2 separate regions of the Homo sapiens genome follow, and region 2 is linked to region 1. A link is a loop called in an ENCODE intact Hi-C map of the cell type or tissue named here. Cell type or tissue: Calu3. All regions are shown on one strand. Links, peaks and the distances in the headings refer to the core of each region. The heading gives the core; the rest is flanking DNA. Region 1 overlaps NPSR1 (neuropeptide S receptor 1). Region 2 holds the start of NPSR1 (neuropeptide S receptor 1).

Region 1 (8,000 bases), core at 1-8,000:
GCTGGAGAGATCAGGTGAGAGAAGGGCATCCAGGTAGAGAGAGCAGTGTGTGCAAAGGCATGAAGTAAGGACCACAGGTTGTCATTTACTTATCATTTAATATGTCATTGAGTTTACTAGTCTTTCCAACTAGATTGTGAGAGACTCGTGGAGAATATTCCTAATTCAGGCTTCTCATTCCCCTTCCCCCAAACATCTAGTAAAATTCTGGACACTCATAATTGTGGCAGGCCAGGTGTCACTGACAACTCTTTCAGTACTGACTGAGTGGTTAAGTTAAATATTAAAAGCCAGTGCCCCTGTACGAAGGCTGGAATGTAACAAAAGCCCATCAAGAGTTTTACCTAGGCCTTTCCTGGGACTTAAGGCATGACAAAATAACAAAGGAATTCTTAACAGGACCCATTTAGGATTAAACAAGTTTCACTGGGGGTCTAAGGAAACTCCTTAGGCCTCCACAAACAAGTTTATTGGAGGTCTGAAGGAACTCCCAAAACCTCTGTAATTTAGCAGGAGACAAGATAAGGGTAATCCCCCCAGCACCTGGACCCATTTAGATTAAGTAAATTTACTGAGGCTCCAGAGGAAGGTATTTAGGACTCAGACCTTGGTTATAGATTAAAAGAAGTTAACCATTTACATCTTTAGATGAATGCATACCTTACACGTAGACATATAGTTTGGAAGGTATATAAGCTCTGGAAAACTTTGTAATTTTAAGTTGGTCTGGCAATAATTTCCAGGCCTTCTCCCCGTCACCGGTTGCAGAAAATAAAACTCTCTTCCGAAGTTTCCACAGGACTACCGGCTGGCCCAGCAGGTGTGCCATGCCATCGCCAACATCTCTGACAGTAGAAAGACTTCTCTGGGCAAACGTCACCCCCACTTCCAGTTGCCTCAGGAACACAAGTTGTTTGAGTGACTGCGGGAGACGGTCCCGAAAGGCTTTGTCCACCAGACCCACTCTGGATCCCATTCAAAGAGGTGGCAGTGACCCTCATTTACCAACTGGCAGAGAGTCCCACAGTGATCTGTGCCCAGATATGGCAGGGCTGTGCAAAACAGGCCCTGGAGAAGCTAGAAGAGAAGAGAACCAGTCAGGGGGACCCGAAGGAGTCTCCCACAATGCTCCCCACTTTCCTGTTGATGAACCTCTTGTCCCTGGCTGGGGATGTGGCTCTGCAGCAGCTGGTCCACTTGGAGCAGGCAGTGAGTGGAGAGCTCTGTCAGCGCCGAGTTCTCCGGGAAGAACAGGAGCACAAGACCAAAGATCCCAAGGAGAAGAATACAAGTTTCGAGACCACTATGGAGGAGGAGCTGGGGCTGGTTGGGGCAGCAGATGACACGGAGGCAGAACTAATCCGCGGCTTCTGCAAGATGGAACTGTTGGATGGCAAACAGACACTGGCTGCCTTTGTTCCACTCTTGCTTAAAGTCTACAACAACTCAGGCCTCTATAGCAACCCAGACCTCTCTGCAGCTGCTTCACCTACCCTTGGCAAGTTCTGCATGATCAGTACCACTTTCTGCAACTCCCAGCCTCATCTTCTGTTCACCATGCTAGAAAAGTCTCCACTTCCCATTGTCCGGTCTAATCTCATCGTTGCCACTGGGGATCTGGCCATCCACTTTCCCAATCTGGTGGACCCCTGGACTCCTCATCTATATGCTCACCTTCAGGACCCTGCTCAGCCAGTGTGGAAAACAGTGGGGCTGGTGATGACTCCACCTGATCCTCAAGGACATGGTGAAGGTAAAGGGGCAGGTGAGTGAGATGGCCATGCTGCTCATCAACCCTGAGTCTCAAATTGCTGCCCTGGCCAAGAAGTTCTTCAATGAGCTCTTCCACAAGGGCAATGCAATCTATAGTCTCCTTCCAGATATCATCAGCCACCTGTCAGACCCCGAGCTGGGGGTGGAGGAAGTGCCTTTTCACACCATTATGAAGCAGTTCTTCTCCTACATCATCACCAAAGACAAGCAGACAAAGCCTGGTGGAAAAGCTGTGTCAGCGGTTCCACACAGCCTAAACTGAGCAGGTGCAGCAGGACCTGGCCTACTGTGTGTCACAGCTGCCCCTCACAGAGCAAGGCCCTTGCAAGATGCTTGGCAATTTTGACTGTTTTGGAGATAAACTGTCAGATGAGTCCATCTTCAGTTCTTTTTTGTCAGTTATGGGCAAGCTACAACATGGGGCCAAGCCTGAGGGCAAGGCTATAATAGATGAATTTGAGCAAAAGCTTCAGGCCTGTCATGCCAGAGGTTTGGATGGGATTGAGGAGCTTGAGATTAACCAAGCAGGTAGCCAGAGAGCCCCAACAGCCAAGAAACCATCCACTGTTTGTAGGCACCAGCCTCTGGCTTCTGCAGCCTCAGACAATGACTTCGTCACACCAGAGCCCCGTCGTACTACCCATCGGCATCCGAACACCCAGCAGCGAGCTTCCGAAAAGAAACCAAAAGTTGTCTTCTCAAGTGATGAGTCAAGTGAGGAAGATTTTTTAGCCTAGATGACAGAAGACAGGACACCCAAGAAAATAACCCCCATTCTCAGAGCATCAGCTCGCAGGCACAGATCCTGAGAAGTCATCTTGCCTGTTCCTTTCCTCCCTGTGCAGGGTAACTTGTAGGGTGACCTAGAATTCTAATTCTGTTCCCCTTGTAGAATATTTGCCTGTCTCCTTTTTTGAAAAAAAAAAAAAATACATACACGATCTTTAAAATGCAAGGCCTTTCTCTTAAATTAGCCTAACTGAACTGCATTGAGCTGCTTTCACTTTGGAATATATGTTTGCCAGTCTCCTTGTTTTCTAATGAATAAATGTTTTTATATACTTAAAAAAAAAACTCTCTTCCTCCCCAGTTCATCTGCATCTCATTATTGGGCTACAAGAAACAGCAGCCCGACCCTATTTGGTCCAGGAACAATATTGGATAGAAATAAAAGACTAAGGGCAAACACAGAAAGAGTCATCTTAAAAGATTTAATTAAGTGCCTGAATTTAAAACATTCAACAGATCCCCATTCTTAGAATGGAAATTTCTCATCAGCCTTGGAATATGACGGAAACCTTCTAAGGATACGAAATTGAACTTTAATTGTGTCAGTTATTACAATAATCAGGGCCAAGCTGTGATTGGCAACTTGTCTCCCTTGTACTTTCTGCCCTTACTCAACAACCCCCTCTTGGGCCCCCAGGGCTTGCCTCTTAGGAAGATGTGAATTATTTTGAGTGTAATTGGGCTTGGCCTATGATATAGTCATTATCTGAATCCATTGTTTGCCAGGTAATTGCTTTGTGACTTTGGGCAACTTACTTAGATATCTTGGGTCTTAGTTTCTACCTTATAAAATTAGGGTGGGTATACTTACTTTGTGAAGATTAAATGTCCCACGTGTTTGGAACATTATAGGCTCCCAATAATGAACATCTTCCTTTACCTCTCCTCACTTCCCCTTTCTACCCCCTTCCCTTTATCCTTGAAAGATTTAGAAAGAGATTTTTAGGAAAAGGGATAAGGAGCTAGAGAATCAAGAGAAATGTTAAGACATTTTGCTGTGTACTGTGTTTCATGCCTTTTTCCACACATTCCCCCATTCCCAGGCATTAAGACTGAGGTTGAAGGTTTGGGGTACAACATCAAACTGAGAGTGGCCACACAGAGGCTCAGCTTTGTTTGGGTCATGAACATTGCAGAGGGAGAATCAGGTATTATTTATTTGGGAGAAGAGACCATTCAGGGGGCATGGCGCCTGTCACACACTCTTTCAAGGGCTGTCACCTGGGAGAAGCATTAGACTTTGGACTAATTCAAGGCTGGGCTCAGGGTCTTTTCTCAGTAATATCTTAGAGTTTCCAAGTAGCTTGCCTTAGAAGGAGGTGATTATCCCATCACTAGAGGTTGTTAAGTAAAGATCCTCAGTTCCATTGGTCACAGATTCAGGTACTGGGGGGAAGATGAATGCAATGGCCTATGCTATGCCTCCCAGACATAAGTGTCTAGGATTCTATTGTGATTGACAAATATGCCCCCTTCCGCCAATCCCACTCCCAGGCAGGATATTTCCCCCACTCCAGCAAAGCCTCTTCCACCTGCTCCCCCAGCACCTCACGCACACAAACTGAAAGAGTTCTCAGTTGTAAACAAATCAAACTGGTGAACTCATTCTCCAGGGCTAGTGACTGAAGCCACTTACTCTCTCAACAGCATTTTAATAGGGACATCAAACCTTGGCCCAGGAGTGACTCAGTAATGTAGGAATTCCCGGTTGTATGGCATGCAGAGAGGAACAGAATGGGCTGGCAGCTTGCCCAAGGTCACACAGCCCAGAGTAAATAAAACCCAGCTGCCACCACCCCTAGTCTCATGCTCTGGCCCCGTCCTGAGGCTGCTTTCTGTCTGGTCACCCTGGGGACTTCCTGCCCCAATCCCAAGCTGTGCTGGTGACTGTGGCATGGCCTGAGTGTGAAGTGGCTGTGATGGTGAGACCTGAAATAGTCCTCCCTTGCCGCCAGACGCTGGCATGAAGAATAGCAGCTTCACAGAGGTTTGATCAATAGATATTATGCGAATGCTTAGAGCAATAACATTCCTCTCCATTACCAGGCTAACACTCCCAGTAAAAAGTATGCCTTGATCCTGATGGTTTTATATTTTCTGGTTTGTCAGACTGAGATCAGGGTCTAACTGATGCCTATATGAAAGCATAACAGGTACATGACTGGCAGAGGTCCAACTCCTTTTTCTCTGAATTAGAGGCCCTTTTGCTGTGAGCTGGCAAGAGCTCCAGCTCTGTGCATGTCAATTATGTTCTCTGGCCAAAAGCCTTGCTGCACAGTAAACATGACTGGAGGCACAGTGAGCCTCATTTGTGATACGGTCCCCATATAAAGAAGGCAGAGAGGCAGCAGTGTCCAGATCCCTTCTTTAACTCGTCCCACCCATCACCCCAGGTATAGGGTCCTGGAATCTGAGCATTCATTATATATTTGTTTGTAGTTGTATAATAAAAATAAGATTTGTCGTGTTCTAAAACTGAAGTTAATTGCTAGTAAAAACTCCTACTCTGCTGGATATCAAAAACTTAATTGCAGTCAATTAAGTGTTTACTCTTTGTCCTTGTAGTCATCTTTAAGCTTTAGAAAACTCATGCGGTATCCAGTCACATGCGTGCGTGGGTGCTCGTGCACGTGTGTGTGTGTGTGTATGTGTGTGTGTGTCTAAGATGCCTGGTTCTTGGTATCATCTGTTATCATTGACATCTATTAAGATATCTCTGATTCCACCTTGCACTTAGCTGTCAGCAGATCAAAGTGGTGCCTCCTTGTTCCAAATGCAGGGCCTTCTTGGGCCACGGGCTTTGTCACAAAGGCATGGCTCTTGTTGCACAGAATAAGTACATTCTTCTGATCCCTGCACCAGGCTGCAGGTGCAGAGACCCACAAGTGGCTGTTTCAAGCTCTCTGCCTAGACACTCGCATAGGCATTTCTTCTCACTTTCAATATGCAGAAGAGGGCCCCTGTGCCTTACTCGCTCTCTGGACTGTCTCTTGAGAAAGTGGGTAGGGTGGGTTACAGATGCCCTTGCTTGTGATGTTCTCCAACCTGCAGCTCCTATTTCATGCCCCAAATCCTCTTCAGTGTCTGCCTTAGGGTTAAGGTCTCTCTCTTAGAAATGCCTCTTTTTTTTTTTTTTTTTTGTTTTTTTGGTGGAGTCTTGCTCTGTCGCCAGGCTGGAGTGCAGTGGCGCAGTCTCGGCTCACTGCAACCTCCACCTCCCAGGTTCAAGTGACTCCCCTGCCTCAGTCTCCTGAGTAGCTAGGACTGCAGGTGCGTTCCACCATGCACAGCTAATTTTTGTATTTTTAATAGACACGGGGTTTCACCACGTTGGCCAGAATGGTCTCGATCTCTTGACCTCGTGATCCACCTGCCTCGGCCTCCCAAAGTGCTGGGATTACAGGCAAGAGTCACCGCACCCAGCCAGAAATGCCTCCATGTTTAAGCTCTTGTCTCCTCCTCCCTGCATACTCCTCACTCTTTCCCATTCTTGGATCCAGGTAGCCTGGTTTTCATTTTTCCTTCTAAATCACTTGAAACTCAAGACCAAGAAATAGGCTACTTTGTTTTTCTCATTTCCTAATTAACCTGCATTGTGGCAGTAAAAACCTCATGATACAGTTTTCCAAATAGAGAATTATGTAATGATAGAAATGCTAAGACAGGGATGGGTGGAGGGAGAACACTTGGTTAAGAAGCAAAAATATTACAGCAGGTCTCCCCTTATCTGTGAGGGATATGTTTGAAGAGTTCCAACTGCAGATAGTACTGAACTCTGTATATACCATGTTTTCTTTTATACATACATACATAACTATGATAAAATTTAATTTATAAATCAGGCACATAAAGAAATGAACAACAATAATATACTGATACCATATGATAATGATAAATATATGCTGTAATAAAAGTTATGTGAATATGGGGTCATTCTCTCTCAAAATATCTTACTCTATTGCACTATTAACTGAAACCATGGAAAGTGAAACTATGGATAAGGGAGGACTACTGAATACAGCTAGTTTGATTCTTTCATTGCTTACAATCTTTTTTGATCAGAATTGCAGAGAAAATTAAGCTCCATGGAAAATAATTTGAGCTTTCATTTTCTCAATTTTTCCAAGGTTGGTATTGAGGTAGAAACATTTTGGAGGCACAGGAAAGAAATAACTGATTGTATCGATGGATGCTTTAGTGAAGTGGTTCTGAGTGTGTAGTCTGAGGACCTCTGAGGGTCACTAAGACTCTGAATCCATTAGGCAAAAACTATTTTTATAATTAATACTAAGACTGTATTTGTCTTTTCACTTTCATTTTCTCATGAGTGTACTATGGCTTTTGGAAAACTCAAATGTATAAACATGAACACCTGTGTACACACAGAAATCAGATGTGCAAAGATTGCATATATTGGGAATATCAGATAAACAGTATTACATAATATTTAAAAATAGGCCGGAGATGGTGGCTCACACCTGTAATCCCAGCAATTTGGGAGACCAAGGCAGGAGGACTGTTTGTGACCAGGAGTTTAAGACCAGCCTGGGCAACAGAGTGAGACCCTATCTCCAGAAAAAAAAATTAGCTGGGCTTGGTGGTGCACACCTATAGTTCCAGCTACTTGGGAGGCTGAGATGGGAGGATGGCTTGAGCCTAGGAGTTCAAGTCTGCAGTGAGCTGTGATCATGCCAGTGCACTTCAGCCCTGGTGACAGAGCAAAACTCTATCTCTAAATAAATAAATTAATAGATAATATATTGAAAGAAATTAAGCAGAAAATTGCAAGTTTGATGAAAGAGGAATTCTCTAATTGACTAGATAAATTTAAGAACAAAGTAGAACTTTTAGAAATGAAAAAATAATTGTAATAAAGTTAGAATCTCAATGAATATGTTGATTATAAGGTTGGAACCAATAAAAAGAGAAATAGTAAACTTGATGATTGGACCAAATAAATTACTCAAAAAGCAATAGAAAGAGACAAAGAGATAGACCAAAGAGAAGTGAAGAGGCATAATGAATAGGATGAGAAAGTCCAACAAAAATCCCACTGGAGTTCCAGAAGAAGATAATAAAGAGAATGTGAAAGAGGCACTATGGTAGTGACTAGGAATGTTCTATAATCAGTAAAGGATGCCAATATAGTTGTCCCTTTGTATATATGGGGTTATTGGTTTCCATGGATAGCCTTCCATGGATACCAAAATCCCTGAAATAAAATGATGCTGTGTTTGCATATATTAACCAAGCTTAAATTATCTCTATATTACTTTTAATTCCTAATACAATGTAAGTTCTATATAAATTGTTGTTATACTATATTGTTTAGAAAATTATGACAAGGAGAAAGTGTGAACATGTTCAGTATAGATGCATTTTTTTCTGAATATTTTCAATTCACAATTGGTTGAATTCATAAATGCAGAACCCATGGA
Region 2 (12,394 bases), core at 1-8,000, 93 kb after region 1:
GAACTTCCAGTAGGGAGGTGGATGTTACAGTAATGCTATCTCATTGTGTAAAAACCAAATCATTTCAAGAACATACAGAGGATTAACAACAACAACAACAACAAAACCCAACAAAGCAACAACTAGAATCTTTTTGAAGTATTTTTTCTTCAGTGGAAAGGACCAGTTTGAGACCTGTGAATTATTGCAATGACTAAACATATCGTTAGACAGGTGTGAAATAACCTGACAACCCAGCATTCTGAGGCAAGAAGCAGGAAACTGTTCTTTTCCCAAATGTGCGGTTCATTTCTGTCCACAAGATCTTGTTGCGGAATAAGAAACAATACAGTATTAGCTTAATGAAGATCCTTCCTCAGTGTGGCCCTTGGATACTTTGAAGGTGAAACTCACCAAACTCTCTGTCCTTCATTTGTTCTAGGAGGTAATTTGTTGCAAATGGTGGCATCATCAACTACCCTCAAAGAAATATATTCCTCACTGATGTTTAATGAAAAGGATCATCAAAGAAAGTGTCGTCCTTCCTGCCTTATTCAATGTTGTTTCTCATCATATCAGTCACTGTCCTGGGGATTGTGAGCTTTCCGCATCTCTGGTGTTCCTAGCAAAAAACTCATAGCTCTAACCCCTACTAGAAACAGACATTTCAAGTACTGCTATAGGATTAATTAAAAGTGCTTTCACCTAAGGAAAGGGGGAAAGTAAAAATCATCCACTCATAAATGTTACTCACGATTCACACATTTCCAGCAGCATCAGAAAGAAAAACGTCACCTGTATTCCTAAGAAACTACAATCTAGGTCTCTGCACACTACAGCTTGTTGTTTTAGCACTTCAGACTTTTAAAAATCCTTTTTAGTAAAGAAAATAACACTCATTCACAATACTGGCTATGATACTTCAATTGACACTCTTAAGTTCCAGCAGTCTCATTGTTATAAGTCAGTGTTCAGAGTCGCAGGCAAGAAACTTACCTTAAAGGAGTAGTAGAAGGAACCCCATTCCTTTCCTTCCACCACTTCAGTAAAAGTCACTGTTTCAGTGCAAGCCACTGGGGAAGAATCCAGCGTCTGCCCGGTCCCACTGGAATCGAAGCTGCCCTCTGTGAAGTTGGCTGGCATGGCTCAGGCGGGGTTGAGCCTCACTGTCCTTGCTCCTGCAGCTGAGTGAGGGAGTCCAGCTTGCCTCCTGAGAGCTGGGCAGCAGCTGCAGCTCTGCTGAACGGAGGCACAGAGCCCTCCCTGAGCCCACCTCACTGAAGAGCTCTGCCTGATGACAGGGAGGATCTACGTGCTGCTCTCTCCTTGGCAATTACCACCAGGTAGCCAGCATAGCACAACCCTCATCACCCCACAGTCCCACCCAGGGCCAGGGCCCCACCCCAAGAGCAAGGTGGAGCTCCCCATAGCCATCGACATGGCTCCCTGGATGAGACCCCTGTTCTGTTTTGCTTTTCCTTACTTCCACGGTGGACCCCCACTTCTGCTCCAGCTTCAACAATAAAGGAATTTGGACTAATCAGTAGGTGCATGAATTCGGGTCATGTTTCCACTTCTGAAATCAAATTATAATTATGCATTTGTTTCAGCTGAGGTTGCTTTCTGACTTAAAGCCTCACCTTGCCATCTACTGTGTCATGTGCTCTTATTTCCGTAAGTGTAGGCAAATAGTACGTTTGTATTTCACACCCTTAGTTCTATCTAGGTGTTCACAGGGCGGTTCTCAGAGAAACATGAGGTCTGTGTTTGTCAATAAGCTACAACACCTTGTGATATGACTGGGAGGGGCCTGGTGAAGATTCTTACTGCTTTCAGTATATTCACCTCAGCTTCTACCTAGGACCAATACTCAGGGCGAGGGTAGAAAGGAGGTAATGCAGCATCCTGGGCACCACAGACAGGGCTAGGCGAGAATACTAACAGCTATTCCTGTTTCACAAAAAACCTGCAAAGCACATTTACACGTTCTTTCATTCAGTTTCCCAAACAACCTTGTGAGATAGGCAGGGAAGGTATCTTTATGTTCTCCTTTATGCTAGCAGAGAGTGGCTCCAATAGGTGAAATGACTTGCCCAAGATCCCGCAGCTGCTGATGTAAATGAGCTGATAACCCATCTCCAGAACTTCCTAGACAGTGGTGCTTTTACTGTAACAGACTGGTTTGCATCAAATCTCAAATGTCTATGGGGCATGAAGGTAACATGAATGAGGGTAGCAGGCCAGGTATAAAACAATGGGAACTAAGCTGCTTATATGACAACCAAGCACAATACCTGATTCCTCACATTGAGAACACTCTGTGAACCAACCAGGTCCAGCCACTGGTTTATGGCACCTGGAATAAGAGGTAGTAGCTTTAGTGGCCACCACTAAAGAACCTGGCCCCCATGAGATCTCCTGGGGAAGCTTTATTATAAACCATCGAGCCCCAAGGAGGGCACAGTGCTCTAGCAATGAGAAGGCATTGAGTCTATAATGAAGGGCAGCAAACAGAAGTGAGTTGTGTAGAAAACTGGATAAGCTGTGGACTCTTAAGGAAAGGTTCAAAACAGGACAACAACTCAATAGCAAAACAAGTGCAGCATATTCCAACTAACAAATGAGTATGAAGATAGGCTCAACCATATTAAAAATTAAGGAAAATAACTAAAACCAGTAAGAATGTTTACCTATTATTATAGTGAAAGCTAGCGTGTGGCTATCCCCAAGTGCTGACAAGATTGAAGGGAAACGGGTGTACATCTTTACTTCTGGTGAGAGTTAGTTGATGTGGTAATTTTTGAAAAGCAATTCAGCAGTATTTAGTAAAGCTGGAATTACATATCCTCTAATGCATTGTTCCATTTCTAGATGCTAATAATTTTTCATCTCTATCTGGGTTACTTACATATGCTCAATTCACATAAATTCTTTGCACTACATACTTAAAACATATGCACTTTTCTGTAGGTATGTTTTACTTCAAGAAAATGTTTATAAGACAAAATCTGTGAGGAACTCCTGGGAGAAGGTAGAAGCTGGTTAGGTCACAGTGTGGTAGGGGCAGAGTGAGAGAAAGTGGCAGATGCCATGGACAGAGAATAGGTGGGGAGAGAGAGCTTTCTGGTTGTTTCCTTTTCTCTCCATTCATGATCCAGATAGACCATTGTTTAACCTGTGGCCACCCAAGAGAAACATTTATGTATCTATACAAGCAGTCATGCAAAATGATGCCTTCGCAAAGTATTAAAGAAACGTATCAGAAGCAACCTAAATATTCATGATGTCAAAATCAATGAATCATCCCAAACTGGAAACCACCCAAATGTCCATCAACTGGATGAATAAATTTTCATGTAGTCACACAATGAAATACTATATAGCAATAAGAAAATGATCTGTAGCCAAAAATAACATAAATGGAACTTACAAACATAATATTAAGCAAAATAATAAATATGGTTGTTTCCTTTTTTTTTTTTTTTTTTTTTGAGATGGAGTCTTTTTCTGTTGCCCAGGCTGGAGTGCAATGGCACGATCTCGGCTTACTGCAAGTTCTGCCTCCTGGGTTCACGCCATTCTCCTGCCTCAACCTCCCAAGTAGCTGGGACTACAGGCGCCTGCCACCACGCCTGGCTAATTTTTTGTATTTTTAGTAGAGACAGGGTTTCACCATGTTAGCCAGGATGGTCTTGATCTCCTGACCTCGTGATCCACCTGCCTCGGCCTCCCAAAGTGCTGGGATTACAGGTGTGAGCCACTGTGCCCAGCCCTTTCATCTTTATAAAGTATAACTGTGCATGTATATAACACAATGGAATACTATACAGTAGTTAGAAGAAAGTTGAGTGGACAAGAAGACAAACTAACATGGTATAATGATTAACTGTATGTGTCAGTTTGACTGGGCCATGGAGTGCCCAAATAGTTAAACATTATTCTGGGTGTGTCTGTGAGGTGGCTCTGGATGAGATTAGCATTTGAATTGGCAGACTGAGTAAAGCAGATTGCCCTCCCTAATGTGAATGGCTCTCATCCATTCAATTAAAGGCCTGAATAGAATAAATAGGCTAATTCTTCTGTGAAAAGCGGGGAACTCCTCTTGCCTGACTTCTTTGAGCTGGGACATTGTTTTTTTTCTGGCTTTTGGGCTTGAACTGAAACATCAGTTCTTCCTGGGTCTCAAGCCTGCCAGCTTTCAGACTGGAACTACACCATTGGCTCTCCTGGTTCTCAGGCCTTCATACTCAGACTGGAACTACACATCAGCTCTCCTGGGTCTCCAGCTTGCTTTCATGCGCGTCCGTGTGAAGAGAGCACCAAACAGGCTTTGTGTGAGCAACATGGCTGTTTATTTCACCTGGGTGCAGGTGGGCTGAGTCTGAAAAGAGAGTCAGCAAAGGGTGGTGGATTATCATTAGTTCTTATACGTTTTGGGATAGGCGGTGAAGTTAAGAGCAATGTTTTGCGGGCAGGGGTGGATCTCACAAAGTACATTCTCAAGGGTGGGGAGAATTACAAAGAACCTTCTTAAGGGTGGGGGAGATTACAAAGTACCTTGATCAGTTAGGGTGGGGCAGGAACAAATCACAATGGTGGAATGTCATCAGTTAAGGCGGGGCAGGGCCTTTTCACTTCTCTTGTGATTCTTCAGTTACTTCAGGCCATCTGGGCGTATACGTGCAAGTCACAGGGGATGCGATGGCTTGGCTTGGGCTCAGAGGCCTGACACTTGCTGCTTGCAGATCTTGGGACTTCTTAGTCTCTATTAATTGTGTGAATGATTATTTCATATTGTATTCCCTATAATAAATTTCTCTCTCTGTTTCTCTCTCTCCCCCCTCCCTACACACACACACACACACACACACACACACACACACACACACCCCTCCTATTAGTTCTATTTCTGTTTCTCTGGAGAACTCTAATACACATTCTTACCTGAACTCATTTGTAGAAATTCTGTCTCTTCCTTTTCTAGATGAAGGTCACCTTTCCCAGGTTACTGAGTCCCTTCTTTTCTGCTAGGAGAAGCTTTGCCTCAGTCTCATATCAGCCACATACTACTGGGAGATACTTGGTAAGAACATTTTTAAGTTTTGACCTTTCTAGTGTGACAAGCTTTGCCCATGATACAGGCATTTTAGCTTTAGCAGGGATGGAGAGTTCTGGAAGAGAATGCTCAAGGTTCCATGGATCCCCCCAGCTTCCTGCTTCATACATTCACTATGGGAGCCCTGGCCACAATTTTTATATCCTTGAACAAATACATCATTTTCCTGTAATGCTAAAAGAGAAGAGTTCATAAGCTTTGGAATAAAAGTTATAGGCAAAATATTTAAACTTGTTTTTTATATATGTATTTTTAATGGTTATTGGGGTCCATCTCAGTAGGGATTGACACTCTGCCTCATTGCAGGGAAAGTCCAAAAGTTTCTGTTAGTGCTATGTAAATGAGAAAGTTCTGGAGCTTGCAGGTATTTCCTGACTGTCCACAGTGATGCATTTGTTAGCTAACATTTTGTTAGTTGGCCTTTTCATATATGAACTGTGCCCTGGGCTGTCAAAATGATCTGGATTCAAACTTGGCTCTGCTATGTCCTGTCTGTGAGTCCCTGGATTATTTACTTAACAGTTCTAAGCCTCTTTCTTCTCATCTGTTAACTGAGAGACTGTGGTGCCTGCATCATGAAGGTATTGGAAATCAAATGAGATCTAATTGTCTTCCTTCTTGTCTTCTGCTTAATCGTTACTATTTTTAAAAATGTGAACAATTTTTCCTTGACTCTTTCTTTAGTCTCCAAATTCCTGAATGGAGACACTGCACCTTTTCTCCTTGTATCCTCTGACAAGTTTGAACTTTACCAGAACCCTGTGATCCTGGAAAACAGAAAAGGTTAATAAATGCCCCCACTGCTTTGTGTTCCAGAAAGGGCTTTGTGCAGCTAACCATTATTCCCCATGTGACTTAAATCAGATTCACCAATGCTGCCTTGTGGGCATTGATATGGTTCAAATGTTTTGTCCCCTTCAAATCTCATGTTGAAATGTGACCTCTAATGTTGGAGGTGGGGCCTGGTGGGAGGTGTTTCGATCATGGGGGTGGATCCCTCATGAAGGGCTTGGTGCTGTTCTTGCAGTAATGAGTGAGTTCTTGATTTTAGTTCTCATGAGATCTGGTTGTTCAAAGAGCCTGGCACCTCCTCCTTTCTCTCTTGCTCCCTCTCTTGCCATGTGGCGTGCCTGTTCCTACTTTGCCTTCTGCCATGATTGTAAGCTTCCCAAGGCCCTCACCAGAAGCAAATGCTGACACTATGCTTCTTGTACAGCCTGCAGAACTGTGAACCAAATGAACCTCTGTTCTTTTTAAATTACCCAATTTCACATATATTTTTGTAGCAACACAGAGTAAATAGCCATCAACACTTATAACAAGGCCAGACGCAGACCCTCTAAATTCCTTTTGTTTGTCTCATAAATGATATTAGCTAAGCTGTTTTGTCCCCACTGATCAATCAGAAAAAAATGCAGGCTAAACCAACTTTGGTTAAGATTCTTTGCTTCTCCTAGGCTGAACTTTGTCCCGCCCTCAGCCTCAGCCAGCACACAGCTCCTCCTCCACAGCCTCTCCCTGGAGTACGCTGCAGAGTTCAGGGTAAAATATTCCCTCATCTACTGGCAGATCGTGTCACTCCTGTCATGGTACTTCTCCACACCTGGTTCTTTCTAGCCTTGTCTATTCTTTCCTATGAAAGAGAATCTCTTTTTTCCTAACCCTTGAGATACTTCCAGATCTCATGATAAGAATGTTCTCCAAACTACAACAGCCCCTTTCTCCTTACTGTAATGGTCCAGTCTCCCTCTTGCACTAATCCTTTCGAATAAAGTCTCTTTATTTTATTTTATTCTATTTTAAGATGGAGTCTTGCTCTGTTGCCAGGCTGGAGTGCACTGGCGTGATCTCAGCTTATTGCAATCTCCGCCTCCCGGGTTCAAGGAATTCTCCTGTCTCAGCCTCCCCAGTAGCTGGGACTACAGGCCCATGGCACCACGCCCAGCTAATTTTTGTATTTTTAGTAGAGACTGGGTTTCACCATTTTGTCCAGGATGGTCTCGATTTCTTGACCTTGTGATCCGCCCGCCTCGGCCTCCCGAAGGGCTGGGATTACAGGCGTGAGCCACCCACCGCACCCAGCCTGAATAAAGTCTCTTCTTACCTAAGTGCCAAATTGTTTTTGGACATTCTCAGAGTGTTTAAAAATGCATGCTGTATTGAATTAAAATATGTTATTAGCTCAAAATTCAATCACAAAAACTGTATTAAGCAATTAATATATGAGGAATAAGTTGTATCAGATTTTGCCAGAGCTTCCCTGACACATGCAAATTCATGGTTTGGTTGGGTAGAATAGACACAAATGCTCTCAGTTAAATAACAAAAGAAGAGTAAAATAACACAAGCATAGTAGGTGATAAAGGCAGTGTGATTAATCTCTGAGTAGCAAAGAGAATTATTCTTTTGAGTTCCAAGGAAGCAGAGCTCATAGTTTTGAGGTTTAAATTTGGGCTTGGGTGTTTTTAGTAACTTTGGATGAAGAACACAAGTTTTATTTTCCCACCTGAGTGCAGAATGGTAAGTGTGGATTGTAGAGCAAAGGAAATTAACTTCCACCAGTGGGATTTTGATCCTCTGATATCAGAATGTGTCACAGCCTGCAGAGATTAAATTTCTCAGCATTAGGTGTAAACAGACACTCACTCCCATGACTTTGCTTTCAAAAAAATTAGCTGACATTTAAGCTTGAAATAGCCATGTTGTTGCACCCACTATTTAATTCAGATATATCACAGATGCTGCATTTGGATGTTTATTCTATAAAAAAAACTGTGTAAAAGTGGATTGGTTGGAAGAGTTGTAATTACTCAGATAGGATCAGGAAAGAATATGGGAGAAGGTAAAGGGGGAACTCCATCTCACCACTGTGCTGGGTGCCTGAAAGATGTCACAACATTTAATTCCCATAATATTTCCTTAAAGTAGGTGCATATTTCCCCATAGTGAAGGTGCGGAGAGCTCTTGGTAAGGAATAACTCTTCAAGTAGAGAAATAAGATAAGAAATGACCATTGACTTTCCACACCAGTTAACTTTTCATAGTACCTTAGTTTTGGCTTGGAATTCTGATATGGTGGTGAGGGTTCTAAATCATTAGTATGAAATAAGAGTATCCTCAGCATAGCATTAAACAGAAAATTGCTTTGAGGGCAGAGAAATTCTTGGGATCCTGCAGAAAAGACAAATGTGGTATATTATATTTAGTAATTGCTTGCTGTAATGGGTACAAGAGGTTATACCTGTTACAATGATTAAGAAATACAGTCCCTAAAGAAATGGAATGCAATGTTCTACTTAAAGGAGGACACTAGAATAAATATGATTTCACAGTCCATACTTTTAGGGTTGTATTTTTCTAATTATAACACCAAACTGTAGTTCCTTTAAATAAATACCTGAAGATGTAAAGACACAACTTATATTAACTGCTAATGTATTCCTCAGTGCCCAATTGTGATTCTTATATTCAGCTCTGCATTCTGCTTTTTAATTCCACTTGTTGTAGATTTTTGTATTAAGGTATATATTTTAGTGTCTCTTTGTTCTGCTAACATGAAATGTGTTATGATTTATTCAATCATCCCTATAATAAAGATTAAAGTTTTTTCTGAGTTTCCAGAAACAGCACCGAACAAACATTCTTGAGCTCTTGTCTGATTATTTCCTCAAAATATTTTATTGAAGTACAATTGCTATTACTACATCTTCATCAATTCCTTCTTTTTCTTTCTTAATTTTGCTGTCTTTAAAAAATCTGAATGCTTGGATTAAATACTTAACGTTTATTTTCATTCATTCATATTTATAATTGAAGCATTTAAGGCAACGAATTTTCCTCTGAATCTGCTTTTAGCTGTGACCTGGAGAGTCTGATATGTGGTATTTTCATTTTCATTATTTTCTACAATAAATACAATGTGTGTCTGATTTCTTCTTAGACCAAAGAATTACTTGGAAGTGACTTCTAAATGTTTATATTTTTGTTCAGTTTAATTTCAAGTTTTGTTTATTTCTTGAATTATATTTTGAAGGCAAGTTCTATCTTTTGAAATATTTTAAAACATTATATATATATGTTCAGTTTTTGAAAAAATACCTGGAATTCTATTTATAAGATAATTTCACAAATGCCTGTGTGTGTGCACATGTGCGCACGCACACACACATATTTTTAGAAGCATTTTATTAGGTACTCTTAGTTCTACTGAAGTCTCTAGAATCTCATTTCTTTACCTTTTAGCTTTTGTCTACCTAATTTGTCAAAGGCACAGAAAGGTTTGTTTATGTTTTCCATTATTATTGGGGCCCTGTGTTTCTCTTTGTATTTCCTCTAGGTCTACACTGTACATTTTGATGCTGTATTGTTGTCATAAAAAGATTCATGACACACGTGATTATGTTGAATTTGTCAACCATCAAGTAAAAAGACTCTCATATAATTTTTTCACCTTGGATTTTGATTTGTTATAAACTAATTTTATGTGCTGATATCAGTTAATAATTGCTTTTTAGTCCAAGTACAGAGATCTTAAAAAAAGAGCAATTTGAACAAAACAGAATGCTTGTTTGTCTTTCCCTCAAGAAAGATAGAGTCAAGGTATTGTGGTGAAGACACAAGGTAAATAACATGATCACCTTACTTTGGGCCTAAGAACTAGAGTTGGTAAGTTGCAGAACCAAAACTTTCAGTCATGGAAGTCTCCAAAGCTATTGTTCTTAACCCTTTTATTACACTAAATCTGCAGAGCTATTATAGTGTTCATCATAAAGAAACAAACTAGTTTTAGAAAAAAAAGTGGTTGTACCAAGGAATCCTGTATTTCAAGGATAAACAAGTTTTACATGCATTCAGTAAAAGTGAGTCACTAATAAAGAAATACTATATTAATTTAGTAAGTAAATAAAAAAACAGTATCTTGAATTTTTTCTTTACAACATTATATGCCAGAAAATAATTTTTACAAAGTCAAGTTTGAATTAATGTAGGAAAGCAATGGGGAATTAGTGGTAACATGAATCAAGGGGTGGTGAAGTGGTTCCAGGATATCATTAGTGACCCAGGCTCATCGTATCTTCTTGCTCTGTTTTCCTTGATGAAGTGCTTCCATCTTTAAGGTCACCATATGGTTGTAAGATATACATTTCAGCTTCATCGTGTTTGCATTCCAGCCAATGGAAGAAGGAAAGGGGAAAGACAAAAGGGAGCTCAGCTCTTTTTAAAGGAATTTTCCTGGAAGCCCTCCCAGTAACTTCCACTTATATTTCACTGGTCAGAACTTAGTCACATAGCTTCTCCTATTTGCAAGGGAGGCTGAGAATATGGTCACGCTCTATAAAATCAGGATTCTTTAAGTAAGTCAGATAAGCAGACAAATCCCTTGGTATGCATGGAGGATTTGTTGTAAGACTCCCGTGGATGCCAAATCCAAGATGCTCAAGTCGCTTATATAAAACGGTGTAGTATTTGCATATAACCTATGCATATCCTTACATATACTTAAAATCATCTCTAGATTAATTAAATACAATGTAAATGCTAGGTAAATAGCTGTTATACTGTATTTTTAAATTTGTATTATATTTTAGTTTCTTTTGCATATCTTTACTGATTCTTTTATTCTCTACATTCTGTAATCATTGGCATTTGGTGTCTCTTGTAAATATATTTTACTTATTGTTTTGTTTAATATGAGGCTATCTTTCTTTTAATAAGAGAGTGATTTAACCATTTGTATTTAGTATTAAACATCCTGTGTTTGGTCTCTCTATATACTTCCTGATTTTTACCTTTGTTTTCTGTCTTTTACTGCTATTTAAAATATTTTCTTTAGTTTTAGTATTACCTTTGCATTTTTTCTTTATGTTATCTTTCTAAGGTTTTCTTTAATTCTATTTTCTTCTGCAACATGAAAGATAATACAATTTTTTTTGCTCTACTGATGTATATTTTTACAACTTAAAAATTTTGACTAAATTTCAGACTGCTAGTTTATCAACAACAGGAATAAGACATTATTTATTGGATTCCCCTTGTGAAAATGGGAAAAGCAGCTCATATGCATTTCTTCCCACACTGCTCCCTCGGCCTCTTCTCAAACCAGTGGAATTTTTGATGCAGGATCGAAGTTAGATATGGTGCATATTGTCTTCCAAGAAATATCACATGTATACTTTGTCTAGACATGATATTTACCAGATCAACTGTTACATAATTTGATATTAAAGTGGATTCATTGCCCACTATAAGTACTTCTGTATCTTACTTATGTGTTTGTGAAGTCTAAATTTTGATTTCTACCTAAATTAGCTGGACAATGTCTTTAAGTAGTTGCTTGACTTCTTGATTCTTAGCTACTTGTATATTTGAGAGCTTCCATTAATTCTAACTTGACTTTGTAGACATTGTTTTCTGGCATTTAATGTTGTAAAGAAGAAATCCAGGGTACTATTTTTCATTTACTTATGAAATTAATTAATATCTTTTTCCTTTTTAAATGACTTACTTCTACTGAATGCATATAGAGTTGTTTATTTATCTTTGAAATGCAGAATTTCTTGGTATAATCACTTATTTTTTACAAGTTGTGTCGCTTTGTGATGAACACTTTAGCTCTGCAGATTTAGTATAACAAAATGGTTAAGAACAAAGGCTTTGGAGACTTCTCCAATAAGTTTTGGTTCTGCAGTTTACCACCTGTAGTTCTTAGACTCAAAATAGGGTGATCATGTAATTTATTGTCCAGACTCATAAATTTGAGAATAAAATGGGTATTTTAGGTAGTTTACATGCAGTAAACCAGAATTGTCCTAAGCAAACAAGATATCTAGTCATCTTAGCTCTAGGGATCCTTTGTAAAATGGAAATTATAGTTCATGCTTCCTAGGGTTGTTGTGATGGTTCAAGGAGCTGATGTGTGCTCAGTGCAGTTGTGGTACATTATTGCCTGATATTTATTCTTGCTAATGATAGTATTATTTATGTTTAGAATTCTCTTCAGCTAAAAAGACATTTTAAATAATATCTTTAATATTTTTATGTTGATTCTCCTCTGCACCCCAAGAACACTAATTATCCCTACTCTGTTCCTCATTTTATGTCATCTGTATCTATCTATCATCTATTCTCTGATCACCTTAATCTCTTTCTCCTTTTTCTCTGCATTGTCTGTGATGTCTTTAATCTTCATCTGATCAACACTAGATTTGGGTCTCTATTCTCTTTTTCATTCTTTTTAATACCAGTTACAATTATGCAAACGCACTATAAATTACTCAAATTATTTCTTTAGTACTACCA

What was found. A loop is a pair of places that touch in the nucleus more often than their neighbours do. Peaks named below come from ENCODE experiments on the same cell type or tissue, not always from the same donor. Only the 100,000 strongest peaks of a DNase experiment are listed, where the experiment ranks them.
Region 2: a loop joins it to region 1, with 6 times the contacts of the local background. A loop is called at or near these places in 1 of 110 quality-filtered maps.

The regions. Positions count from the first base shown.
Region 1 is chr7:34,744,832-34,752,831 of GRCh38, reverse strand. The region is part of intron 2 of NPSR1 (neuropeptide S receptor 1); the gene reads right to left. All of the region lies in intron 1 of NPSR1-AS1 (NPSR1 antisense RNA 1), which reads left to right. It also overlaps the pseudogene NCAPD2P1. Among named protein-coding and RNA genes, the nearest start is that of NPSR1-AS1, 9.4 kb to the left of the region's middle. In Calu3, for the core only: no CTCF peak of the experiment used is centred there; DNase peaks (open chromatin) are centred at 271, 4,331 and 4,741.
Region 2 is chr7:34,647,141-34,659,534 of GRCh38, reverse strand. It overlaps NPSR1 (neuropeptide S receptor 1), which reads right to left and starts at 1,317. Exons shown (of 9, transcript NM_207172.2): 1 at 976-1,317. The coding sequence starts at 1,122. The region is part of intron 2 of NPSR1-AS1 (NPSR1 antisense RNA 1); the gene reads left to right. RefSeq lists enhancers at 3,939-5,138, 7,068-7,653. In Calu3, for the core only: no CTCF peak of the experiment used is centred there; DNase peaks (open chromatin) are centred at 3,924, 4,654, 6,134 and 6,574.